4 separate regions of the Homo sapiens genome follow, and regions 1, 2 and 4 are each linked to region 3. Evidence: chromatin contacts called from ENCODE Hi-C or POLR2A ChIA-PET data. All regions are on one chromosome and are shown on one strand. The core of a region is the stretch at or near the end of the contact, and the rest is flanking DNA. Distances in the headings are between cores, read along the strand shown. Region 1 holds the start of ZNF236 (zinc finger protein 236). Region 2 overlaps MBP (myelin basic protein). Region 3 holds the start of TIMM21 (translocase of inner mitochondrial membrane 21). Region 4 overlaps MBP (myelin basic protein).

The links. Hi-C counts contacts between places; a loop is a spot of excess contacts on that map. ChIA-PET counts read pairs that join two places held with the same protein, here RNA polymerase II (POLR2A). Pooled maps may share reads with other maps.
Region 1: a map of naive thymus-derived CD4-positive, alpha-beta T cell shows a loop between it and region 3 (26-fold over the local background). The contact joins the promoter of ZNF236 here to the promoter of TIMM21 in region 3. A Hi-C loop is called at or near these places in 3 of 168 maps with a recorded cell type or tissue (aorta and naive thymus-derived CD4-positive, alpha-beta T cell), 3 of 37 single-sample maps with no recorded cell type and 16 of 50 pooled maps. POLR2A ChIA-PET finds 5 or more read pairs at or near these places in 1 of 52 experiments (HEK293).
Region 2: a loop to region 3 is called in a pooled map, with 6 times the contacts of the local background. The contact joins the enhancer-like site here to the promoter of TIMM21 in region 3. A Hi-C loop is called at or near these places in 3 of 50 pooled maps.
Region 4: a map of CD8-positive, alpha-beta T cell shows a loop between it and region 3 (10-fold over the local background). The contact joins the enhancer-like site here to the promoter of TIMM21 in region 3. A Hi-C loop is called at or near these places in 3 of 168 maps with a recorded cell type or tissue (CD4-positive, alpha-beta memory T cell, CD8-positive, alpha-beta T cell and ascending aorta), 2 of 37 single-sample maps with no recorded cell type and 12 of 50 pooled maps.

Annotation. Positions count from the first base shown.
Region 1 is chr18:76,817,957-76,824,985 of GRCh38, reverse strand. It overlaps ZNF236 (zinc finger protein 236), which reads right to left and starts at 2,429. Exons shown (of 31, transcript NM_001306089.2): 1 at 2,324-2,429. The coding sequence starts at 2,378. It overlaps ZNF236-DT (ZNF236 divergent transcript), which reads left to right and starts at 2,691. Exons shown (of 3, transcript NR_040024.1): 1 at 2,691-2,970. RefSeq lists silencers at 1,798-2,537, 2,658-2,847, 4,545-4,624 and enhancers at 2,918-3,027, 3,068-3,147.
Region 2 is chr18:77,078,355-77,085,028 of GRCh38, reverse strand. All of the region lies in intron 2 of MBP (myelin basic protein), which reads left to right. Among named protein-coding and RNA genes, the nearest start is that of MBP, 51 kb to the left of the region's middle. RefSeq lists an enhancer at 4,724-4,773. Within about 2 kb of position 4,553, at least 10 of the 41 ENCODE cell types and tissues checked have a DNase peak (open chromatin) inside an H3K27ac peak, as active enhancers do.
Region 3 is chr18:74,147,089-74,153,468 of GRCh38, reverse strand. TIMM21 (translocase of inner mitochondrial membrane 21) reads right to left here and starts at 4,946. Exons shown (of 6, transcript NM_014177.3): 1 at 4,360-4,946. The coding sequence starts at 4,660. It overlaps FBXO15 (F-box protein 15), which reads left to right and starts at 5,635. Exons shown (of 10, transcript NM_001142958.2): 1 at 5,635-5,799. The coding sequence starts at 5,684. RefSeq lists enhancers at 1,753-2,952, 4,696-4,785, 4,866-4,915, 4,946-5,065 and a silencer at 5,756-5,905.
Region 4 is chr18:77,058,258-77,064,754 of GRCh38, reverse strand. All of the region lies in intron 3 of MBP (myelin basic protein), which reads left to right. Among named protein-coding and RNA genes, the nearest start is that of MBP, 71 kb to the left of the region's middle. RefSeq lists enhancers at 1-36, 1,452-1,541, 5,532-6,165. Within about 2 kb of position 1,296, at least 20 of the 41 ENCODE cell types and tissues checked have a DNase peak (open chromatin) inside an H3K27ac peak, as active enhancers do; they include CD8-positive, alpha-beta T cell, where a contact is called at or near this core.

The DNA.
Region 1 (7,029 bases), core at 1,180-3,679, 2.7 Mb before region 3:
AATCAGGGTGTAGCCATCTGATTTACATTTAACAAGTTCATCCACGCTGACAAGTGACAGATTTATTTACAGGAGCCCAGGACTAGCAGGGCCCAGGAAGGGGGCTCCTGCAGCTCTCCAGCCCGGAGAGGGAGGCTGGGTCAGAGGGTATCTCTGGAGATGGAAAGAGGAGGGCCCACTGGAAATACATTCCCGAGGTAGAAGCTGCAACACTAAATTAGGAAGTGTGTTGGGGGATAAAAGAAATAGAATAATTCTTGAGGCCTGAGGGTGAAACACCAGGTGGACAGGGATACCATCGGTGAGATGGGGATACTGGGGGAATGGGTGCCCCGCCTGTGGCCGTGGAAATTTTACATTCTTTCTCTATCCTAAGCCTTCTTCCAAGTAACTGAGACACTGCACCTTACATTATTTTTGGCAGATGGCATACTAACAAAACAATTAAACTAACGAAATAAGGTCAAGGCCAAAACTCAAAAGCGGGAGAGGCAACAAAGACTTCCTTAAAGGCCAGACACCATCAACCATTAATCAAAATTCTGAGCACTGCTGTTATCCAACTACAAATCTGCATACCTGGGTCATGGTGCAGCCAACATCTCTCCAGCAGCCCACAAAGGCCCATGAGGTGTGCGAAAGCTCGCTGAAACGCCTGTTGGTCACCAACGTTTCCGTAATGTGCACGTGTGTTAACTCTACCAAGTGCAATCACGACAAGAATTCCTGGTTTGGTGTGGCCTATGAATAAGTTTACATTGATTCCTACCCATTACCTCTTTCTTCCTAAACACAAAATTAACACAATCCTTTGTAGTTTCCAGGCCCGACCTTTCTCTGGGGCACCTGTGTTGTTTGGTCACAAGCTCTTTAATGAGCCTCAGTTTACTCATCCCCAAGAAAAGGGGAACACTTGAGTCACTAAGCTAAACAGTTAAATAAAAATCAACGGCAGTCAAGGTATAACCCACCGACTCCCATAGGGAGTCCTAGGCGCCCACTCCCCCTTAGAACCCCCTTCAAAACCCTTTCCAAACGCGGAGCGCCGCTCCAGTTGCACGGGTGACCAGGACCAGGGACCAGGCCTGCAGGGGGAGACTCGCGTCCAAGGCCGCACGGGAACCACGGCGCCCGCGAGAAAAAGCGCGGCGCCCCCTACCCCACTGCCCTCGACCTGGGAACCGCGGCACCGGCGAGTGCGCCCCGATCCCCCTGCGCAGGAAAGTCCGTTCCTCAAGCTCCGGGCTGGGGCTTTGGAAGGCAAGTCAATTCCTGACTGCTGGAAGGGCCAGGGTCTGGGGGTGCCCGGTTGTGTGTCTGCCTGCTCTTAAATTCTGGGCCTTTCTCCTTCCTTGGAAAACAAAATCTGAGTTATTTCATGACTTTAGCAAAGTACCATGGAGAATAAATTACTGGGGAAAACACTTCCTGACGCCTACTGTGTGCACGATCTAGCGCTCCCCACATAACACTGATGCCTACTGTATGCACGACCCACAGCGCTCTCCAGAAGCTCCAGGTTCAAGCTACCCGGATCACAATGGTGCCTACTGTTTGCACGACCCACAGCGCTCTCCAGATGCCCAGGGTTCCAGCCCCCCGGATCACAATGGCGCCTACTGTATGCACTACCCACAGCGTCTGCAGAGGCTCAGGGTTCAAGTTCCCGGATCACAATGGCGCCTACTGTATGCACGCCCCACAGCGCGCCCCAGATAACACTGGAGCACACTGTGTGCACGACCCTGCGCTTCCCGGACAACGCTGGCGCCTACTGTGTGCACGACCCCGCGCTCCACGGCCTCCCTGTGGGCCGAGCCCAACGTCCCCGGGGCAGCCGGCGCCGCGCAGGGTCGGGCGGGGGCGCCGTCCGGGAGGAGCCCGGGGCGCGGTATCCGCAGGCCCGGGCTCTGGCCAGGCCGCCTCCCCAGCGCGCCCCGCGGCCCTCCGGCCCCGGGACGGAACACGGGGCGGCCACTTTCCCTCAAGTTCAGCGCGGGCCGCGGCAGGGCCAGCGGGGGCAGGGCGCGCGCAGGAGGCGGCCGCCTGCTCCCTCACCCGCCTCCCGCCTCCCGCCTCAGCCGCCGCCCGGCCCAGGAAAGTAGGCCCAGCGCGCGGAGGGGCCGGGCGGCGACTCGCCCGTATCATTCCGCCCGCGCTGCGGCCCGCCCGGCCAGTCGGCGGCGGCGGCGGCCCGGGTCTGCGCGGCCCCCGCCCCCGCCCCGCCGCTCCCGGCGCCCCCCGCGCCGCATCCGGGGACTGGCAGGGCGCGGGCCCCGCACCGGCCGCCGGCGGGGCGCGAGGGCGCGGCCGCGGGCCTTACCGGAGTCGCCGCGCGCCTTGCTCTCCCTGGGCTTCGGGGGGCGGCCCCGCGGCATCGTCGGCGGCCCGGCTCGCACCCACACCCACTCACACTCACACTCACACTCACACGCGGCGGCGGGGGCGCGCACGCGCGGGCACCGGGGCGGGGGCGCGCCCAGCCGGCGCTAGAGGCGGGCGGAGCTGCCCGGCGGCGGGCGGCCCGGTCCGAGCGCCGCCGGGCTCACGGGGGAAAGGCGCCTGAACGCGCGCACCGGAGCGCTCGAACCGCGCCGGCCTTGGCAGGTTCCATGGCCCGCGGGCCGCGGTGGGGGCGTTGGGCGCGGGCGCGGGCGCGGTGGGGGCGGGGGCGGCGGCGGGGCGCATGCGCGGCGCCGCGGGGCCTTAGCGGACGGAGGGGAGCGCGGGGGTCACCGGGCCGGGCCGGCAGCCCTAGAGCTCGGCCTGGCGGGGACCCTGGGCCAGCCCCGCGCCTCCGTGGCCCGGGCGTCTCGTGCGTGTCCGCGAACTCGCGTGCGCGCGTCACCTCGGACCGCAGCATGGCTCGGAGGGCGGCCCTACTCGCGCCGCCCTAGTGCTGCGAAGGGCCTCGGAGCCCAAACCCGGAACCGCCATCTGGGACTGGGAAGACGACATGGCCAGAAGCCGGTAATGTTCCTTTCCCTGGGGGCAGTGCATTAAAATGGACCATTTCACGTGTGCTGGTCTTGTGTGTTGTTGCCTGCGCTAACTTACACGAAGTGGCAACAGGAACAGGCAGCGCAGCACCCGAGCGCCGGGTGGAGAGGCCGGCCGAGCCCGGGGAAAGCGACCTTACTCTGTCACCTGGGCTGGAGTGCAGTGGCGCAAATTAAAGTGTGCAGTTTGATACATCTTGACACATGTATACACTGTGAAACCATCATCACAATCAACAGTGAAGATGTTCCTCCCGTCTCTCTGTAACCCTTTCCTCTCTCCCTCCTTCCCTCCTCCCCCTCCCACCCATCTGCTTTTTGTCACTATAGTTTGAATTTCCTGGAGTTTTTAAATATCTTTTTATACAGACTGGGTCTCGCTTGCTCTGTCACCCAGGCGGGAGTGCAGTGACACGATCGGGACCCACTGTAGCCTCAAACTCCTGCCCTTAAGCAATCCAACTGCTTCAGCCTCCCGAGTAGCTGAGACTGCAGGTGAGGACCGCCATGTCTAGCTTTTTGTTTTTTTTTAAACATATGGGGTCTCTCTGTGTTGCCCAGCCTGCTCTGGAACTCCTAGCTTCAATTGACCCTCTGCCTCAGCCTCCCAAAGTGTTGGGATTGCAGATGTGAGCCACTGTGCCCAACCTGTTTTTCTTGGTGTTTTATATAAATGGAATTGTATCGCACGTAATCTTTAGGGAAGTGGGGGCTGTTCATTGAGCATAATTATGTTGGAATTCATCTATATATTGATAAATATTTTAAGTGCTTTTTATTGCTGAGCGGTGTCTAGGAGTCATTCTTGCTTACCCTTTCCCACTGCAGCCTTCACTCAATCTCATCAAAGATCTAGCTCCAATATATAAACCAAATCCAAGCCATTCCCACGTATATTACCCCTGAGCCATGCTCTCTCACCTAGATTACAGATACAGCCTAGTACCTGGTCATCCTCCAATCAGTTTTGTCTACAGCCATGCGAGTCTTCTCTCTATGCCTTAAATAAGACAAATGTATTCCAGCTCTTTTGAATATTTCCAATTGTGAAATGTTCCTCTTTATTTCTAATAATGCTTGCTATTGTCAACTTTGCCTCATATGTAAATAACACCACCAGCTTTCTTTCCTGTGTGTACCTTTAGAGTTAAGTGAGTTTAAGAAGTGTGTGTGTGGCCGGGCGCGGTGGCTCACGCCTGTAATGCCAGCACTTTGAGAGGCCGAGGCGGGCGGATTACGAGGTCAGGAGATTGAGACCATCCTGGCTAACACGGTGAAACCCCATCCCTACTAAAAATACAAAAAAAAAAAAAAAAAAAACTTGGCCGGGCGTGGTGGCGGGCGTCTGTATTCCCAGCTACTCGGGAGGCTGAGGCAGGAGAATGGCGTGAACCCGGGAGGCGGAGCTTGCAGTGAGCCGAGATCCCGCCACTGCACTCCAGCCTGGGCGACAGAGCGAGACTCCGTCTCAAAAAAAGAAGTGTGTGTGTATGATGTTTGTTTGTTTGTTTGTTTTTAAGACAGGGTCAGGCTCTGTTGCCCCGGCTGGAATGCGGTGACGCTGTCTCTGCCTACTGCACTCTCTGCCTCCCCGGCTCAAGTGATCCTCCCACCTCAGCACCCCAAGTAGCTGGGACTGTAGGTGCTCACCACTATGCCTAGCTAATTTTTTGTGGACATGGGGTTTCACCATTTTGCCCAGGCTAGTGTCAATCTCCTGAGTTTACCTGGCTTCCCAAAGTGCTGAGATTACAGGCATGAGCCACCGGACCTGGCCAAGTATTTTTTTTTAAATCCAATTTGATAATCTTTATCTTGAATGAGAGTGGTGGCTCCCAAATTTGCTGCACTTTAGAATGATCTGGAAAGCTTTTAAAAGTCCCAATGCCCTGTTCATACCTCACATCCATAAATCTGACAGGAATGGGAACCATGCATTGGTGTTTCGTTATTGTTGTTTTTTAAGATCTGCAGGTAATTTGACGATGTACAGCAAAATTTAAGAGCTAGATCATTTGGTACATTTATGCAAAGTACTGATATTTTTACATGTAAAGATGTCTTTTCACACTTTCCATTTGACTCATATGTTTTATGTTCTTTACGCCTTTCTTGCTTTCTTTTGGATTACTGATGTTTAAAAATTATCAGTAATTTTTAAATTAAATTAAATGGTGAAACCCCATCTCTACAAAAAATTAGCTGGGCATAGTGGTGAGCACCTATAGTCCCAGCTACTTGGGGTGCTGAGGTGGGAGGATCACTCGAGCCCAGGAGGCAGCGAGTGCAGTAGGCAGAGACAGCGTCACTGCATTCCAGCGAGGTGGATCACACCTGTAATCCCGGCACTTTGGGAGGCCAGGGTGGGTGGGTTGCTTGAGCTCAGGAGTTCATGACCAGCCTGGGCGACATGGCAAAACCCCATCTCTATCAAAAATACAAAAAAACGGCCAGGTATGGTGACGTGTGTCTGTGGTCCCAGCTACTCAGGAGGCTGAGGGGAGAGGATCACTTGAGCCTGGGAGGTTGCTGTGAGCTGAGATTGTATCACTGAACTCCAGCCTGGGTGACAGAGTGAGACTGTCTCAAAAAAGCTTTATATATATTTTTATATATATGAGTATTTTATATATACACTATATTACATATATTTATGTATAAAGCTATGTATATTTGCATATATATAGCTGATTTATACATATAAATAGCTTTTAGTGGTACACTTGAGATTATAACATGCGTTCTTGACTTATCAATGTCTAATGTAAATTAGTATTTTTTCCTCTTCCCAGACAATGCTAAAACAGTTTATTGGATATTTTAGTTATTTCTGTATTTAAAACTTCACAAGACACAGTACTGTTGATGTTCATTTTGATGGCCCACATATATGCCACTATCATTGTGTTTTATCCTTCTGTGACTTTCTAGGGTCATTTCCCTTCCACCTGAAGTACCCCTACTATTATTTCCTTTAGAGGAGGTCTGCTGATCATCTCAGTTGTGTTTGTCTGAAAATATTTGTATTTAATTTTTATTCTTAAAAAATATTTTTTCTGAGTATGGAATTCTAGGTTGTCAGCTCGTTTCTTTCAACACATTAATGATGTAACTCCACTGTTATGTGCATCCATATTTTCTGCTGTTTTTTGAAATAAATATTTTCCTCTGACTGCGTTTAAGTGTTTCTCTGTCTTCAATTTTCTTCAATTTTACTATAGTTTATCTGGATGTATATGCCTTTTTATTCGTCTTATTGGGAATTGATTAGACTTACTGAGTGTCTGGATTGTTGTATGTCTTCAATTTTGGAAAATTCTTGGCTATTATATATTCAAATACTGCTTCTGCCCAAATATCTCTCTTCTAACCTACTAGAGTTTAATTAAACATGTGTTGGAGGCCGGGCACTGTGGCTCACACCTGTAATCCCTACACTTTGGGAGGCCGAGGCAGGCAAATCATGAGGTCAGGAGTTCGAGACGAGCCTGGCCAGCGTGGTGAGACCCTGTTTCTACTACAAATACAAAAATTAGCCAGGCATTGTGGCGCATGCCTGTAGTCCCAGCTACTCCGGAGGCTGAGGCAGGAGAATCGCTCAAACCCAGGAGGCGGAGCTTGCAGTGAGCCCAGATCATACCTTTGCACTCCAGCCTGGGCAACAAGCCGAGACTCCGTCTCAAAAAAAAAAAAAACACACACATGTTGGATCATCTTACACTTTTAAAAAAAAATTATTCTATATGAGGTTTTTATCTTTTTGTTCCTTTATCGTTCGTTCTGGTTTATTCTGATCTATCCTCCAGTTTATTAAATTGCTCTGTGGCTATGTCAAAACTACTGTTGAACATACCTATTAAGTTCTTAAGTTGGGTTTTGGATTTTTCAGTTCCTGAATTTTAGTTGACTCTTTTTCACGTCAGCAGAGTTTGCTTTGTTTTGTTTTTTGAGATAGGGTCTTACCCTGTCACCCAGGCTGGAGTGCAGCGGCGCAAACACAGCTGACTGCAGCCTCGACCTCCAAAGCTCA
Region 2 (6,674 bases), core at 3,304-5,803, 2.9 Mb before region 3:
ACTCAACTATCAAACTCTTGTAGTAAAAGAGCCACACTGAATCAATCTCTCTCTCTCTCTCTCTCTCTCCCCCCTCCCCCTTCTTAATGTGATCATCCTTCTTATTTTACTTAACCAGCTGATGGAGCGGTGGCTTCCAGGAATAAATGGCAGAGTATTTTGTGTTCCTAAAATAGAAGTATGTCCAGTTACATAACAGACCTTGATAAACAGTCTGATGGTGACACTGGTTAATGTTTGCTTGGCTGTAATTTCTAGAAGACAGTGTTTAAATAATATTCTGAGCACATTTCTTTGTATTGTCAACCTAGATAACAAACAGAAAGACTCTAAAAAACCATGTTTATCTAGGAATTGCATTGCAATGGGAATACATGTGCCATGGTAAGCTATGTGTGCATTCCGGGAGGTGAGAGAAGACAAAGCTTTTTTAAGGAAAAATAAGGAGGATTATACATTGTTCTGACATAATGATCCTTGGCTACAAGGATCAATAGCAAGGGCGGTGCCAGCTGGAGGCCGGACAGGCAGTTGCTGGGCAACTGTCCTCACGGAAGTGTGTGTGTGTGTGTGTGTGTGTGTGTGTGTGTGTGTGTGGTGTGGTGTGGCGGGGGGGGCGGTGTTGTGATGGTCTTTTTGCAGGGTTGTGGTTTTCGCAGTCTTTTGTAGCAGCTCTTGTCATCAGGCATTTATTTATGCATGAAAATCCTCCCTTCGTGGCCTTCCCTGGCTTCATTTTTCAGCATTTTAACCTAAGTGACTCCATTTTGATTCTGACAAGCTTCACAGTACTCATTATTTACACACTGCCATCTTAATTACACTACAAAATGATCTCACAAAGAGTGTGGCTTTAAACTGAAAGGGCCATTTACTAATCTAAGTAATGTTGTCTGTGGGAAAATGGCTTCCTGAGTTCCCTCCAACATGTGGTTCCAAATGCCCTTTCAATAATGCTACAATGTTTCATTTTTAACTACCCATAAACTGAGCGTTTATGGGTTTTTTAAAAAAAAAAACAGCTTTATTGAGATGTAATTCAAATGACATACAATTCACCCACTTAAGGTGTACAATGCAGTCTTGTTTACTGGATACGTGCAACTATCCCAACAGTCCATTTTACAACATTGACTTCACCTCCAAAAGAAACCTGTGCCTTCTAGCAATCCCTCCCATCCCTCCTACAGCCCTCAGCAATCACCGGCTCACTTCTTGTCTGTAGGGTTCGCTCTTTCAGATATTACGTCTGAGTGGAATGATTTCCATGATCTTTAGTGTCCAGATTCTTTCATGTAACATGATGTTTTCAGGATTCATCCATGTTACAGCATATATCAGTGCTTTATTCTTTTTTATCTATTATATTAAAATATAGCTAAGTAATATTCCATTGTATAGATATACCACATTTTGTTAACCCATTCATCTGTTGGTAGATGTTTGTGTTTATACTTTTTTGGCTATCATGAATAACACTGCTATAAACAAAAACTCAAGTGCAACTTTTTATGTGGACACGTTTTTATTTCTCCTGTGTAGTTTCTTTAAAAACAAATCCTGAATTCTGATATACTCATGTTATCAAAAGTGCTTCCTGTGTTTTCCTCTGATACTATCAAAATTTGTCAAAACTTTGTCGAAAGAAAAGGTCAAAGAAAAGGGTCCTGGACGTCGTTGTAATTTTCCTCTGGGTCCTCAGGGTTGATCAGGAAGTATTTACTGAACCTTTACTCATAAACCCATTCAAATAACCACTCTAGGTGGGGCATGATGGCTCACGTCTGTAAGCCCAGCACATTGGGAGGCCAAGGCGGGCAGATCACTTGAGGTCAGGAGTTCAAGACCAGCCTGGCCAACGTGGCAAAACCCTGTTTTTACTAAAAATAGGAAAAAAAATCTTAGCAGGGCATGGTGGTCCCAGCTACTCGGGGGGCTGAGGCATGAGAATCGTTCAAATCCAGGAGGTGGAGTTGCAGTGAGCTAAGATTGTGCCACTTCACTCTAGCCTGGGTGACGGAACAAGACTGTGTCTCAAGAAAAAAAAAAAATACTCTATCCCGAAGCAGAATAGCCAGACTAGCAATTAGTTAAAGAGAATAGTTAGTCTCCTTAAATGTTAATTCCCCACATTTCAAAACCAGTCTGGGATCCTGGCACTGAACCACATGGCATTCCCTAGACCACCTATGACAGCCAGCTGCTGCAGGGAGGAAGGATTCTTCATCCTTCTGAGCCACATGGCGTCCCCCAGACCACCTGGTCCAGCTGCTGCTGCAGGGAGGAAGGATTCCTCATCCTTCTGAGCCACATGGCGTCCCCTAGACCACCTGGTCCAGCTGCTGCAGGGAGGAAGGATTCTTCGTCCTTCATGGTTCTTCCCTGAGCCGCATGCCCAGTCAGCATCTCACTGGGTCCTGGCTATTGGGTGCGCACTGGTGTGTACATGTCCATGCTTTCAGTACATTCACAGGATTGTGCAACCATCACCACAATCTGATTTTAATACATTTTTGTCAGCCCTGAAAGAAACTCCATACCTATGAGCAGCCACTGCCCAACCCCACCCGACCTCATCCTATTCCCCAACCCAAGATAACAACTAATGTACTCTCAGTGTCTATAATGTGCCTGTTCTGGACTTTTCATACTTATGGAATCTTACATGAAAAGGCGGGTTTTTGCGAGTGGCTTCTTTCACGTAGTGTAATGCTTTCAAGGCTCATCCATGGTGTAGCACGTACCAGTCCTTCATTCCTTTTTATTGCTGAATAATATCCCACTGTAGGACTATCTCATATTTTATTTATTCATTGACTAGTTGATGGACATTTAGGTAGTTTCTACCTTGCGGCTATTATAAAATATGCTGCTATGGGCCGGGCGCAGTGGCTCACGCCTGTAATCCCAGCACTTTGGGAGGCCGAGGCGGGCGGATCACAAGGTCAGGAGATCGAAACCATCCCGGCTAACACAGTGAAACCCCGTCTCTACTAAAAATACAAAAAAATTAGCCAGGCGTTGTGGCGGGCACCTGTAGTCCCAGCTACTTGGGAGGCTGAGGCAGGAGAATGGCGTGAACCCGGGAGGCAGAGCTTGCAGTGAGCCAAGATCATGCCACTGCACTCCAGCCTGTGCGACAGAGCGAGACTCCGTCTCAAAAAAAAAAAAATATATATATATATATGTGTGTGTGTGTGTGTGTGTGTATATATGTGTGTGCATATATATATACGTGTGTGTGTGTGTGTGTGTGTGTGTATATATATATATATATATGCTGCTATGAAAATCCCTGTATAAGCTCTGTGTGGACATCTGTTTTTATTTCTCTTGGGTGTATTCTTAGGAGTGGAGTTGTGGGTCATGTGGTAACTTTATGTTTCAGTTTTTGAGGAACTGCCAAACTTCCTTCCACAGAGTCCACTTACTTCCCACTAGCAATGTACATGAATTCCAACTTCACCACATCCTCACCAGCAGCTGCCATTAGTCTTTTTGATTCTAGCCATCCTATAGGTGGTATCTCATGGTGGTTTGATTTGCATTTCCTTACTGCGTAATAACGTTGAGCATTTTTTCATGTGCTAACTGGTCATTTGTGTATCTTTTTTAAAGAAATGTCTATTCAAATTTTTTCCCCATCTTTCGAACTTGGGTTTTTGTCTTTTTGTTGTTGAGTTGTAGGAATTCTTTACATATTCTGGATACATGATCTTTGTCAGATGTGATTTGCAAATATTTTCACCACTTCTCCGGGTTGTCTGTCCCTTTCTCGACAGTGTCAAAGGTTCTCCATGTTAATAGTCTCACTGATCTGTGGTTTCTTCCATTGTTCATGCTTCCGTGTCATCTCTAAGAGCTGCCGCCCAGGAGGCACTTGTTTTAAGGACTGAGGTAACTTCCCACCTCCAGTCAGTCTCTACTCCTGAGTGTTGTCCCTTCTTTCAAATTATTGTTTTAAAAGTTGAGTTTTAAGACTATACTTTCAGGGATCATTTCTACAGTTTGTTAAAAGTAGAGTTTTGATTAAAAAAAAGTGTCTTGGCTGGGGGCAGTGACTCACGCCTGTAGTCCCAGCACTTTGGGAGGTTGAGGCGGGTGAATCACTTGAGGTCAGGAGTTCGAGACCAGCCTGGCCAACATGGTGAAACCCTGTCTCTACTAAAAATACAACAGTTAGCTGGGCGTGGTGGCGAGCACCTGTAATCCAGCTACTCGGGAGGCTGAGGCAGGAGAATTGCTCGAACCCAGGAGGCAGAGGTTGCAGTGAGCTGAGATTGTACCACTGCACTCCAGCCTGGGTGAGAGAGTGAGACTTCATCATAAAAAAAATAAATAATAAATAAAATATAAAAAGTGTGTTTATGAAAACTGTGATGCCACCAAGTATACTAGGAAATGGATTGGCAGCTTTCACTTCCTCTCTAGTACTCCTGTGTCTAGACCAAGGGCCGTTAATGAGGTGTGATTTGCCCCTACGGGACATCTGCCAATGCCTGCAGACGGTCTGGTTGTCAACGCAGGGTATGCTACCAGCATCTAGTGGGTGGAGGCCAAACACCCCGCCACGCAGGGCAGCCTCTGCCTCACAACAAACAATCATCCACCCCAGATGCCAGCAGGGCCCCAGGTGAGGAGCCCAGTGTGGCTGGGACAGCCTCCGGGCTGCCCTCAAGCCTTACCGTCCGCATCCTGTTCTGATTCTGCAGAGAAAGGGGATGCCTTTGAAATGAGCCTGTTTGTGCAATTCTTATTTTCATTTTCCTTCATATTCTGTCCTCTGCTCCTAAAAGCTTTCCGTGTTTTACTAGCATCTTTTATTACTTATGGAAATCCAGTCTAGAGCAAGAATAAAACTATGATTTTTTTTTAAAGAAACAAAAAATGCTGACCAATAAGTTTGCAAGGTTATAAGAACTATTTTTATGACAGCACACACACAGTTTATTCCTGGGCTGATACTTCAGTTCTTAAAGGATTTCAAATACAGTTTATCACCAGATTTAGGTTTAAAAAACATGCGTTTTTTTCCATCCACATAAAATACTAGTAGACTTGATTCTCGCTTCTTGCACTCTAGTTGGTGAAGAACCGTTCAATCCCGGAGAGAGTTGCAGTACCGGTTGCTGTAAGGTGCTTCTCCTCCCCTATTCTGAGATTTAATTGAAGAACAGTGACATATGAATTTAAACTAAATTGTATATACAACCAACCCACACAGAACCTGAATTTATTCTGAGTGTGGAAGGAATATTTGCTTCTTAAAAAGAGAACTAGAGAAAGCGAGAGAGAGAATTTACCTTTGAGAGATAAAGAAATCAAGGAAGTTTTTAATATTCCTAAATGAAGGAATAGGAATAATATTTATTATTTATAGGAATAAGAATAATATTGCAGAACTGAAATATCAGCAAGCAAATAAACTGTGTGTGTGCTATTATAATATTTATTATTCTTCTTCCTGCTTACCTCTGAAGAGATACAGATAGCCAATTAGCACATGAAAATATGCGCAATCTCATTACCCAGTAAGGAAATGCAAAGTGAGAGAATTTACCTTTGAGAGATTCCATAATTCTCCCTAAACATTGTATGTCCTGGTGAGAAACTGACTTGTTCTATTTATCTCCAAACCTACATGTTTGAGCTTTGCCCTAAGCCCTGCTCCCCCACAGTGGCCGTGGCCATGGGTGGTACTGCCCAGTGCCCGCCAGGTGCCACTGCCTGCCTGGGCACTGCCATCTGCCCATCAGGGTTAAGAGCTCAGCGTCCCTCCAACCTTAGTGTACCAGGTGGCTGCTCTTGGGTGATGTCCTCTTCTCAGAGAAATAGTCCTAGGCCTGCTACCCCTGGTCCGAAAGACCCTTTACCAGCCACTCTGAGCACGTTGGAACCGTCTCCTTCTTTCTGCCAACTCTGCAGCCTTGAGGCTGGGGACTCAAAGGGTTGGTCGTTTGTCAGGGCTGGGGATGATGTGCCCTCCTGTGGGACACTCCTGCTTTCAAGTCTCCTCTCCTGCTGGGCTCAGTGATGGCTGAGCGCCTGACTCATCCCTGGGCTCATGGAGCCACAGTCTTGGGAGGGTGCTGGGCAGGAGTGCCCAGGGCACAGCCAGGCTCCTGGAGTCCCAGTGCTGAGCCCGCCTGGGGCTCCCAGCTCCACTGGGTCACAGGCAGGGACCAGAGCACAGGATTGGGGCATCCTCATTGGTGGAGTCCACCCGACCCCAGGGGCAGCCCCTGCCAGCCAAGACAGGAGAGAGGAGCAGAGCCCCAGCACAGGGCACGGGATGGAACTCACCTGTCAGGAATGTGCCCCCACTCTGCGGATCTGCTCTCTCCAACTCTGGAGTTGCTCTTCAGTCCACAGCTCAAGTCCTCATGTGACAACTTCCAGAGAAATGAGTTCTCCAGGCTCCAGCCATATCCTCATGGGAAGACGGCTTCGAATTTCCTGATTCTGGCTGAACGCAAAGATAGTGAGAGCAGTAAACAACTTTATGGGATCTTCTGCTGGAGCTGGAGCTGATGAGCAGTTTTTGACATGAACCTTCTTTCTACTCCCTTCTCCAGAAGTTGTCACAGGAGGACTTACGGGAAGGGCTGAAGAGCAGCTTCAGAATATTAAAAACTTCCTTCATTCCTGGGAATTGGGTAATCAGACAGCAAGAA
Region 3 (6,380 bases), core at 3,697-6,196:
ATACAATAACAACTAACTAGTTCTAGTAAGTATCCTTATTTGTCCTTGTTACCCAAACCGGGTCATTGGCCCCAACACCCTGGACTTCTGACTGTCCCTTCCAACAATTCATTCCTACCTTGCTTAGGGTATCTGACAGGTCTTTTCCATTTATTTGATAAACAACAGCTCCTGTATATCTGTTATATATAAAGCCCTGTGCTAAATATTCTCCATATTCTACACACTTGAAAAATTTCTGTTTGTTACTTTATAGCTGTCTCCAATGGAAGCTGCTCACTGTCTAACTTTCTGAACCCTATCAGACCTAATACTTGTATGCAAAAAACCCTCATGCCATTTATTTGCTTCCACAATTCTCTACCCCTCCTATAGTGGGTGCTGTGGTATGGGGCTCCCAGCTGCAGGGAGCACTGGTAGCGGACAGTTGTCAGCTGAGCTCCTCTCTGGGCATTCCATCATAAGAGAGCTTCCTCACTTAGGTCACGGCACTTCCCTGGACCAGCCCATATTCAATGCCTGGTTGATGCAGAAGCATAAGACTCAGCCCCCATATTAGGTAGGACAGTGACTGGCCAGCTCAGCTCCAGAAGTCCCCAGAGCAGCAGCTGAGGCCCCAACTGCAAATGCACTTCGGCCTCTCCCTCTGCCCAGTCCTGCTTCCCTCATCCCTCAAGACGTATTCTGAGAGCACTCCCTGATAAACCTTACGCAAATCCCACTTCCCTGGGAAGCCAACCTACAACGGGTGCTACCAGGAGTGGTAAGCAGCTCTCAATTTGGATTTTGGAGCTGGCTTGCCGGCCACTGGCTGGCAATGAGGACCCTGTCCCTGGTGGTAGGGGGGTACTGACAGCACCTGTCATAGAGCTGTAGTGCAGCTGATGCAGCTCTCACCAATGGGGACCTGGGATGGAATGCTGGCGGAAGGGAATGTACTGGCTGATGTGTTATTCTGGGAGTTTAGGAGGAATCAGCAATTTTAAGGACTTATATCAGACGGCTGTGGCTGGGGCCATGGAGAGGGATGGTGAGATGAAGTGTGTAACTAATCACCAGTGAAGGTGAGTGCCAAGGGCAGGAGCCTCCTCCCCGGCAGAACAAGACTCAAATTGCACCCAGAGGATAGAAAATGCGTGGGTGAGGTCTGGGGCGGAAGGGATTCAGGGAGTTTGGCATTTCAAGCCCATGAGACCTCCCACACCAAGGTCAGGGTCCTGATTTGGGAGGAAAGGCAACCTAAAGCTGGGTAGGGGGCCCTTGAGGTCAATGTTGTAAAAAATCTTGAATCCCAATTCTCCTGACCCCTCTAGCCCTGAAGCAGCAGCTCAGTGTCTGGTAAAGGTTGGCACTTCCTCCACCTTGGAAACTGGGCGAGGGGTGGGTGGGGGTTTCTGCCTAGCAAGATACGTGCTGCTCTCAGGAGGGCTCTCCACCTCCCCTCCTGGCCAAGTTACAACACGACTGGGCATGAGAAGGGTGAGAAGAACAATACTCGGAAGGAGCTGGAGGTCCCCCCGGGGGGGGGGGGAACATAGACACCACTGCTTCTTAAGGGTGGTGTGTCAAGGGCACAGAACACAAAACCAGCTGAGAGTTGATCAGCATGGGGCACGCTCCTGTGATGAATTTAGCAACCAGGCAAGCACCCTGGGAACTGATATGCAGCTGGCTAGGTCTGCTCCTGGAAACTTCGAGACAGTGATGGTCCACATTAAGTAAAAGTGACAGAACAGCCATGGCAAACTGGACGAAAGGCTCAACAGCCTCCAAGAATGGGGATGCTACCATAGATATAAGATATAAAGCCCGAAAACCCACCAGCTGACTATGTTCTTAGGAGGGACAGGAGGACACTGTGTACCAAAGCCACAAGGAAGCCACAGTTACATCTTTATAGAGCAGGATGCCCTGACAGAAATGGAGATGAAAGAATTATGAAGCAGAGACCAGGCTGGGGTGTTAAACAGAAGCCAAGGTGGGTGCAACCATCATAACTAATGGCAAGGCTGGAGTGGCAGTCGGGAGTGTCTGACCTACAGAAAGCAACAGAGTTGATGACTAGAACACAGTGTTTCCAAAGGGAAGACACAAGGGCAGCGGACAAGGCTACTTCTGAATTACACAGTCATGAGAAATTAACTACAGATGATTCCTGAGGCTGAAGGCAGCTGCTCTAATGCAAAGTCCTGAACATTGCCCCAGTTTCTGGACCTGAACCAGTTTTCAGACCTGGAACGCATTTACTGAAGGAAAGCGTATGTAACTGACTCCCCCCGTCCTTCACCAAAAGGACCTACAGTTATCAACTTGGACATAGTCTGTGCTGACAGTGATACCCAAGGACCCAAAGAGTCATGATGACCCCCTGACCGCCCTCCATCACCGGATGTAAGAAGCTCACAGGTGGGTCCAGGGACTTACCTGGCAATAATTTCTGTGATTTCCAAATGTATAAATCAAGGGGATGTACTGAGTAACTGGCAACAATAACTCCCACTTTAGTTCCTTTGGAAGTGGGTTAAGAGCCATCGCAGTGGGAAAAGTCAAATGGAAGCCCCTGAAGCTGCCCTTTCGGTGACCAAGATAGGAAATTAAAAATGATATCACATCTATGGGGAATGGCAGAGTATTCTTAGAGACCTTAGATACAGGCATGGCGATCCCCATCACGGTCCCTTGTAATTTACCAGTCTTCCTTTACAAAACACAAATAGGTGCTGGAGAATGACAGTGGTTAACTGCAAACTCAACCAAGTGGCAGCCGGGGTACACATGTAATACCACAAATGGTAACTTTACAGGGGAATGCATTAACACAATCTCATGGTATTGGCCATTGCTTTGAAGAACGCCTTCTATTCAGAAGCAGCAGCAGTAGTCTGTAGTAACATGAAACAGATAATAACAGTGTATGTTTATGATCCTGCCCAGGATTTGCTAATTCTCTCACCCTCTATCATAACAGTCTTAAGGGACTGAAACCTTCTGGACCTGGGCTGTCTAATACAGTAGCCACTTGCCACTCATGGCTATTTCAGTTCAATTTTAAATTAATTAAAATTAAATCAATTCAGTTCTTCAGTCACAAGTTTTAGCAACATTTCAAGTGCTCAAAATAGCTACAAGTGGCCAGGAACTACCCAAATGGACAGCACAGATATAGGACATTTCTATGCAGAAAGTTTTATTTGAATAATGCTGTTCTGGACATTCAGGAGAATATCACATTTGTCTACTATATTTATGCCATCATGTTAGAGCCCATAAGTAACAAGTGGCAAGTGTGTTAGAAGGCTTGGTCAGAGAAGCTGCAAGTGTGAGAGGTGGGTCCAACAAAGATGCAGAGGCTCATCAACACATGAGCCGACCTCGTGGGGCTACACTGGGGCGTGCCAAGACATGCCCTCCCAAGTAAAAGACAATTGTACCCTATACCTCCTACCACAATGCTTCATAGGCCTGTTTGAATTCTGGACGCAGCATATTCCATATTTGGGAATGTTGCTCCCATCAATTCACTCAGCCACAAGGACTGTCACGTCTGAATGGGGTGCAGATGAGGGAAGGGGTCCCTAAGCAGGCCTGGTGTGCAGTGCAAGCATGAGCACTGTTGCCTGAGCCAGATGACCTGATGCACATGCTGTTTGCCACTTCTATGCCTTTCACCTCTGCATACAGGTTGTTCCTTCGTGCTGAACTAGTATGAATGAAAAGCTAGGTTTTTGGCATAGTCAGCAGACTCTAAAACAATTGGTATGATCCAATTTTTTGGGTTAAAAATTATTAAAAGGTATGTGTATGAAAGTGCAAAATGTTAAAAATAGTCATCTTCGTGTGGTATAATCATGGCGGTCTAAATTGCTTTGTCTTTTTTTTTCCTACAAATCACATGCGAAATGAAGACATTAAAAAAAAATCTTAAAATATCTGTGAATACATCTCTGACTTTCCCTGACAACTTACATTCCATCCTCCCTATTTTATGTTTTTCTATTACTGCAGGTAACATGTGAAAGTTTTCCCTACCAGTTATGAGTCAATAATCTCTCTCTCTCTCTTTTTATCCTATCCAATTACTCTTTATTATATGTAACAGAGCCAATATAACTTGAGAAAAATTTCCCAAACATAATGAAAAAAAGTTATATCAAATTCAAGATCAACTTTCACATCTGAGTTCCAATCTGTGAAGAAAACTGTAGATCTATATGTTCTAGTTCTAAATTATGTTTAAACGGTTTTTAAAAATTCATGTGAATTGCTTTTTCACCTTTAGCAGTGAACTTGGTATAAAAGGGCATTGGCAGCTCTTGTCATGTCTGTTGAAAGCCCAATCATTAAAGTACTCCTTTTTACCTTTTTGTGATGTTGGGACGGCGGTTCCCCCTCTCTGACTCCTGTGCACAGACACTTGTTTGCTGCCATCCTCCTTTGCTTTTCGGGGGCTCGGTCCCTGCGTCCAGATGGTTTTCTGGGTGACTCCAAGAATACATCTAGGTCGCAGCGTTTTCTTTTGATATTGAAGCCCACATCTCAAACTGGGCTCAGTCTTCAAGCACGCTTTGTTAAGCACGATGTATGGCAAAAGCAATCGCTTTGCCGAGGACCTGTGCAGCTTCTCCGTATACTGTACGGCTCGTAGAAAAGTACAAATCATGTTCACGGAAAATCGTTCCGCTTAGGGACGATGCTAACTACAATTAGGAAAGCTTTAGGGTTCACTACACATGCGGCCGGACACGTACTCAAGCCTATACGTTTACATTACATGGGGTGTTAGGCAAAAACGTCAGTTTCCGCAGCGTAAATGAAAACGAAAAGTCTCCAGGGAGAACCTGATGTCTACCTTCCCTTCTGTCTTCTTTCCATTTTAATTAACAGGCTCTGATCACCTTCTGGGCTGACATTCACAGTGTCCCCGCCATGCCTTCGCAAAGTCACCTGGGAAACCCCCGTCTTCCTGGGAATAGTAGTTTGAAAACCTCGCTCTTAACTGGGATACGGCAAAGAGGCGCGCAAAAGAGACTACATCTCCCACAATTCAAGGCGGCCAGAGCACGGCGCAGGTCCTTCCCGCGCCCCCAGACGCCTCCGCGCCCAGCGTCGGCGCAGACGCTGCGCGTCCCTGGAGCGGCGGAAAGTGGGGTGTTGGTGGGGGAATTGGTACCACCCACCCTACGTGGTTCAGGCGGGACTTGCAAAAGCCAAATTAGCAGTTACAATCTACGTGTTTTCCTGATCCTTATAGAGAGGACTGTGCACAGTGGGAAATACCCCCTTGGACTGTGGTCTTGCCAATTCCGCGTGGGCAAATGATTTAGTTTTTGCGTTTTACTGTGTTTTCAGAAAAACTGGACAATAAAGAGTCAGCAAGTGGGGATGAACGAGGCCGCTGCAAAGCAGGCACCGGTTTCCTAAATGGTTAAGCCGCGAACTTGGCTTGGCGCCCTAGGCGGCAGAATGTTAGGGGTGGGTAAGGAAGCCGAGGCCCGGAAGTTTCTAGAAGCCCGCTCTGTGAGCGGGTGTCTGGCGCGGTGCCGTCTGCGCAAGGGTGGGCATACCGTTACTTTTGCTCACGCGCGCATGCGCATAAGGGGTGTGGCGACGTGCGGGCGTGGGGGCGGTGCGTGCACTCTTCGTTTCAGCCCTGGCGCGGTCCTGTGGTGAACTCCTTGTCTCTATGGCGACTGGACGCGGTCGGATCTTGCAGCAGCACTGGCTCGGCCTCCAGACGCTGCGCGGGCCCAGCAGGGGCGGTGGCGCGGCCCGGGGGCGCGCCAGGGCCTTTGGGTGCAGGTGACTGTAGGGCCTGCGGGTGGGGTCCCCTGGCGGGAAGCCCGTCACTGCGCGGCCCCGCTCTCTTCACCGTGTATTTTATTCGTCCAGCTTGGCGCAAGGCCCGTGGCCGTCTTCAACGTGAGAAGGGTATGGAAGAACGACCGGAGGAAATCCTTTCTACCCTGCAACGTGGGGTACCCTAAGTTATGACACAAATAGAGTAGCCTCTCGGGGAAATATTTTTTCTTGCGGCGCCTGTGGCCGGGGATGCGCGCACCTGCCAGGACAGGTGCAGGTCCAAGAGGTCGTTTCTCCGGGATGCGTGCCCTAAATTCACGTGTGCTCCGCCCCTGCCTTCGTATTTTCGCTCTTCTGTAACCAAGAATCTCCCTTCGTGTTTTTCATGACCTTACAACTTAGGGAAGTAGAGTCTGTTCATCAAAACCTTATCAGTTGACACCCTCATCCCCCAAGCAGATACCTCGGGCAGGCAGGTTGGTCTGGCGGGTGGGGGGCAGCACTTTCTGCACCTCCAACGTCAAGGCTAAGTTGCCATCTACATTGCCAGGTCTTGCTCATCTGCTTTCCAGAAGCATCTT
Region 4 (6,497 bases), core at 47-2,546, 2.9 Mb before region 3:
CCACATTCCCTAGCATGATCTTTGCTTATTTATGGAAAGGCCTTTCTTTATATTTCAGCTGTTAGACAAGATAATTTATGCCGATTTTTTTTGTTCGTGATTAACTTGCTCTTTTTCAAAAGTCCTTTCTTTTCTACAATTCCATCCTTCTTGAGCAAACACACATAAAACAGATTTAGTGCTACCGACTGTTTCAATATCTTAAGCGTCCATGAAAATCAACATAACTCAAAGGCCCAGAGACTGAAAGCAATGAGGACTCCTTTACTAGAAAGGAGATAGGCAAGTGCAAAAGGGACTCAGTGCTCTGCTGATTTCTGCATACTTTATTATGCTCTTTATAGGAATTTTCTTGGAGGCATGTCTGAGCATAACTCACCGCCTTCAGGTACTGGGGTTTCCATCCTCAGTGGCAGAGGAAGAAGAGGAAGGAGTTGAAGGCAGCCGCGTCCATGACTAGGAGCAGCAGCGTGCACTCTGGAGAACACTTAGGGTTTCGTAGAATAGACAATCTATGAGTTTGAATGGGATGTCCCAGCCTTGATGGTTTTAAGAATAAATCTGCCTATAAAACTCTAGAATAAAAATTCATTTAGATGATCTCTTTACTCATACATTTCAGCTACATATATAAAGACGTAATAGAAAAGCACGAAGACAAATGTCCAAATTTAGGTTTTACACATAAATAAAAGTGAGTTCTAGAATGATTTTGGCTAAGCCTACTGTTTTTTTAAGCAAACATCATCTTTATCATTATTCCCCTAGCTAATTGCTTTTGAGATTATTCGTAACGATGGCAGCGGTTCTGTTACCATCAAATACACACATACACACACACACACACACACACACACATATGTATAGGTATATATACAGCATGGATACAATATAACATAAAAAGGTCTTCTATACTTAGCCCTTTCCTTACGCTATCAAGATGATATCATTCCTGAAGCCCTTCCAAACGCAGCCCTCCTTAATCTTTTCCAAGAGATACTGAGTTTAGAGAGTTATTACCTAGGATTGAATGTGAAAACTACTGGAAATGATGGAAATGCAGAATATTTCCATCATTTCACAAACGTGGGTTGTGTTTTGATAGGAAGAGCAATACTTCTGCCTGTTGTGTTTACTGAGGTGTTCCCAGGTCCTTGGACACCGGAGCAAGGCTCGCATATCTGCCGAATGAACTTAGCTCCCACATTCCAAGCCTTTCTGCCCGTGAGTGTGCCGAGGAAGCAGTTCTCAAGAGTCACCTTCAGGCCTTTGCAGCTGATGCCTGATTCAGGTTGAGTCAAAACCAAGGGGGAAGTGGGAGGAGCTTGTGGTCCAGGCATCCTCATTTCATCCACCCTAGGGGAGGCTGGCCCAGGAGGCCTCTGCACGCATTATTTAGCAGCAACAATCCCAAGTGATGCCGACCTGGAAGGGCCTGTTGAACTGTGGGGCTTTTGCTATTGACCTTAATAATTTCCCATGCCTGACCCTTTCCTGGGGCACACAGAACTCTACTCTAAAGGCGCAGAGTGCTGAAGGAAAAGAAACTAAAATAATCTTGGCTATTAGTCTTGGCTGTATAACCTTGGAGGCATATATGCAATTTCTTTTAAAATTGTAATGTATAAAGTGACTCTAAATGAGAGCAGCAGCTCCCACCTACTTTAGGAAAAGGTCTTTCCTTGACATGATAGTAAATCCCATCAGTACGTTGGGAAACCATTCCTGATGTCCCGTGAGCACAAGTCACCGTGATCGTGTGATGGTCATCTCTAGGTTCTTGGCAGCCGTTTCATCCACGCATCAGAAGAATGAGCGAGGAATGTGAGAAATGGGCAGAAAGCCATCATCCTTAGCTAACCACTCTGCAGGACACGCATACCTAAGATCTCTGTGAACGTCGAAAGGCAATAGTGTTGTATTTCAGCTGATAAGAGAGTCCCCGAGTTAAGACTGATTGGCGCATTGAGAAGTTTGTGCCAGGTGCTGACTCTGGCACAGGTGCTATTGCTATGGTTCACACATTGAGTGCTCAAAACCACAAACAGACAACTAAAACCACGCAGCCTTCCTCCTCGTCTCTGTGAAGGCCAAAGCCAGTCATTCTCTTAGCAATCCACTTTGAAGTTTTATTTGCCCTTCATGTTCTGGTAAAAATCTCACCAAAGGATTGTTTTCAATCTAAGTAAATAACTCGTTAGAGCACACTTTCAAATATCTTCTGTGATTTGTTTTTTTTTTTTCGACAGCTTTCTGGTTATGCTTAAGACTGTTTTGCCTAGTTACAAAAGGAGGAAGAAAACACTCTAAGGCACGACAACCTAGAGAACTGGGCGTTGTCCAAGCTTTGGGGAAGCAGGCCATTTTTCAGTAGACCAGTTGCTGCTAAGCGTTTTCTGACCCACACACCCACAGGTAGTGCACACACTGTCCTCCTCCTTAGAAACCAGGCGGGAAGGAAGGCAGGAGTCAGTCTCCACCTCTTCTCCCGCCAGAGTTGACTAATCGTGGGGCTAAACTAAAGGCAGGCAATTCAGTTGAGGTGAGCGAAGTCTTAGGTCTCCCTAAATTATACTAAGGGAGGAGAGGAGTGGCCAAAAGAGGGCACTACTGCCCCGGTGACTGACTGTGGTTCCTCTCAGCCAGGACAGGCATCTCAAAGACAGGGCTGGAGGGATGTGGACTCCGTGTCATGTGTAAGCTAGTTCACTCCACATGTGCCACAGAGGATGGATGTCCTACCGTGAAAACGTCACCAGCCCGCGTCTGTGTTCACTGCGTCCACTTCACAGGGCCAAGTCCTGTGTGCACAGCATGTAAGGGCAAACCCCCATGAAGAGTCATGAGGAAAACATTCACAACTTCATTGCTCAGACAATGGAGATAGAAATATCTGTGTTTAATGTTTATTTAAAAAGTATTCATCCCAGAAACATTTAAGTACATATATTGGTGTGTGCGTGTTTTCACTCTTCTTTATTTTATAAAGCTTGAGTTAGCTGACAGTAGGAAAAAACACCAGGAAACAGTAAAATGTAAATAAAATTGAGAAGTCTAGATGAAGTGAAGGAAGACCACAAACACATCAACCATGTGACAATGGCTGCAGGGAGCCGCCCGTTTCACTCTGAGCTGCCCAGCTGCCCAAGTGGAAGGGGACCCCGGCCAGCCTGAAGTCTCTCATTTTACACAGCAGGTGGTAGAGCCCTACCACCTTTTAGCTGTGTGCTTTTAGCAATGAACTCCTCTGTTTGTGTCTTGGTTTCCCCATACGTAAGTAGGGGTAATCATAAAATGACCTGTGAGTAAGAAACAACACATGTGCACGTGTGGGACTCTCCCATCTCCTCACAGTACTCAGTAAACATTGGCTAGTATTTTCAGAGAGAAGACTGCAGACATTTTTTGAAGCATACAGAGCTTTGTTTAACAAATACTAAGAATTTTTCCTGCTTAAATTTTTATCACAGACAAAGAGTCACATGGTAGTCAACGACCTCAAGGTATTTTTATAGCACATGTGGAGATTAGTTTTGTATAGTTATTTATTGTAATAGAATTCAGTAAGGGCCAGTGGTGCAACATGAATCTTCCGCATTGCAAGCCAAGAGCCTATGATCCCTGTGTCTAGCCATCAGAGGACCTGCTATGATCCACAGACAGAATTACAAGAACTTGGGGTCCCTTCCCAGAGCCAGGACTTTGATAGGCATTTCATAGCACAAAGTTCCAGGTCCCAGGCTCTGAGAAAGGCCCAGGAGGAGTTCTGAGCGGCTGGTTGCTGAGGCACTGCGTGCCTGTGTTCCATTGAGGGTCAGCGGCAGCCTCAAGAGAAGACAGACTCCACCTGGGAAACAGGCAGGTGTGACCATTGGCTCTGCCATCAACTCTCAATGCAACTGGGGGTGCGACTTCATCTCTCTGTGCCTGTTTCCTCCTCCAGAAAACAGGGTTTCCTATTGACCCTCAAGAATTGTTGCAAGGGCCCATTGAGAGAACAATTTGGCCGGGTATGATGGCTCATGCCTATAATCCCAGCACTTTGGGAGGCTGAGGCAGGTGGATCACCTGAGGCCAGGAGTTCGAGACCAGCCTGACCAACACGGGGAAACCACATCTCTACCAAAAAATACAAAATTAGCTGGATGTAGTAGTGCACACCTGTAATCCTGGCTACTTGGAAGGCTGAGGCAGAATTCCTTGAACCCAGGAGGCAGAGGTTGCAGTGAGCTGAGATCACACCACTGCACTCCAGCCTGGGCAACAAGAGCAAAACTCCGCCTCATAAAAAAAAAAAAAAAAAAAAGGAGAGAGAGAGAAAACAGTTATACTCCATTACAGGATGCTTTAACATCTCTACTGCTTGAAGCCACGTTCATACAGTGAATAATGAGTGCTGCCGTTCATTAGCATTTTTCATGTGCCTCTGAGGACCTGGGTCACATCTGCCATAAACACTCATTCATCATTGGTACTAGGATGTCCTGCCTATGTGCTTTCTCCATTCATTTATTAAATCATTTTTGAGCACCTCCAATGTGCCGTGCCATATACTGGAGGTGGAAGAGAGAGGGCAGGAGGTTAGAGAAAACAAAATAGAGAAATGGCGGGGCCAGCCATTCTGGGGACTTCACACCATTTGGGGGATGGTTTAACATAGAAGGACATGGAACGAGGGCCTCAGCCTCCCAAAGTGCTGGATTACAGGCATGAGCCACCACGCCCAGCCCATAATTTGCTATCTTATTGCCACAAAGAGTCTATTCCGTCTTGCCTGGAGGGCTAGGGCCTTTATTTTTACTTTACATCACTTTTCTAAGAGGCTGTTCCTGTCATATCTAACCAAGAAGCCCGCCTGTCTCCCATGCCACACTTCTTTATCCCACTGCCTTATTTCATGTCCTTCACATTGGCCTTTTGGTTATTGCATTTGCATACTTGGTGTGTTTTTTCTTCCACAAATGCAAGCCTCTTGAAGGCGGTGCATCTCTTATCTGTGCTGGCCCCTATTTTTATTTGAATTGGCCACCAGGTGGAAGCACTTAGCACTGAAGTGGACATACCAAATGGCTTCTCAAGATCCATGTCTGCTTTTGCATCTTGGTGTATTTTTACTTGTAATAATATTCCCCTGATTTTTTAAGCAAAAATATATTTATTTATAGTGTTACACATATGTCAAATTTGATTAATTAGATAAAAATTAATTAATTTTAATTTTAATAATGTAATTAAGGTTAAATTATTATCATTAGAATTAAATTAATTATAAATAATTAGTGACTACTTTATAAAATTAAATTATTATAATTTAAATTCATTATAATTAATAAAGCAGCAAATTGAATTAATAATTAAAATTAATTAATGGGATTAATTGATGAACTAAAAAATAATTCAACTACCTGACATAACTGTCCCATTTTCCATTTTGAATTCTGATCTTTCAACCAACAACATTTTTCTAGGCTGTTTAGCGATCCTGTATTATCCTTTTAAAATAGCTCCTTAATATTCCATATGATTGAACAGTAATATCATTCCTCTATTGCTTTTCATTTTGGTTGTCTCAAGTTTGCTACTAGAAACCATGCTACAGTTGGCACTTTGATTTCAGTAGGGTTTTTTCTTTCTTTTAATTGTTTTAATAGGCTTCAGTCAAAGTAAGTGAGACGGCTAAATTATTTTCCCCGAACTCGTGCTGGCGAACTGCCCTTCCCGTGGCTGAATATGCCTATTTCCCCAGCACGCTTCCATCTTGGGGCAGCCTCAGGGGGTTGTAAGTTGGTGGGCTAGGGCTGGATGTGGTGGCCCTCAGGCAGGTCTCGTTATGTCCATATGGTGGAGGTGTTTTCTTTTAATTTTGATGACATTTGGAAACGGTAAACTTTCCCCGGAAAATGTTGAACTGCAGCGTCTCTGGAAACTAAAGGCCTGGCAGTGGCCTTCTCCAGGCTGCAGTCGGCCGGCCGAGGAGCCCCCATCTCCAGGGCCTCCAGGTCCCCTGCGACTTTCCTCCCTCCACGGAATAAGCTGCTTGACCCCACAGGCCTGGAGCTTGAGACTTGGTCCCCAGTCTGTTCCAGATTAAAATGGCTCTGGGCACCATTCCAGTCACTGCGGCCGTGTTCCAAGTGCGTCCACGATTTCGTTTCTTAAAGTGCTGTTTCTGTTGCTCAGGATTCTGCACGCGGGGGCGGGGGTGGTGCTGGAACAGCTCGTCCCCTGTGGGCGTCGCATCAGCCGGTGGGGGCTGGGGTCGTGCCCGGGCCTGGGGTCGTGCCTGGGGCTGGGGTCTGCCGGAGGCCGCTCCCTCCCGTGGCTGGCGAGCTGTGCGGGGCGTTGGCTGGGTCCGGCCGGGCTGTCAGCCTGAACTGGTGCCCTGGGTTCTCCAGGTTTGGCCTCCCCGCAGCGTGGAGCAGGGGTCCCAGGTGGGTCCTGAGAGTCGAAGCCAGAGCGGAGCCACTGCCTGCTGTGACCCAGCCTGGGAGCGCTCG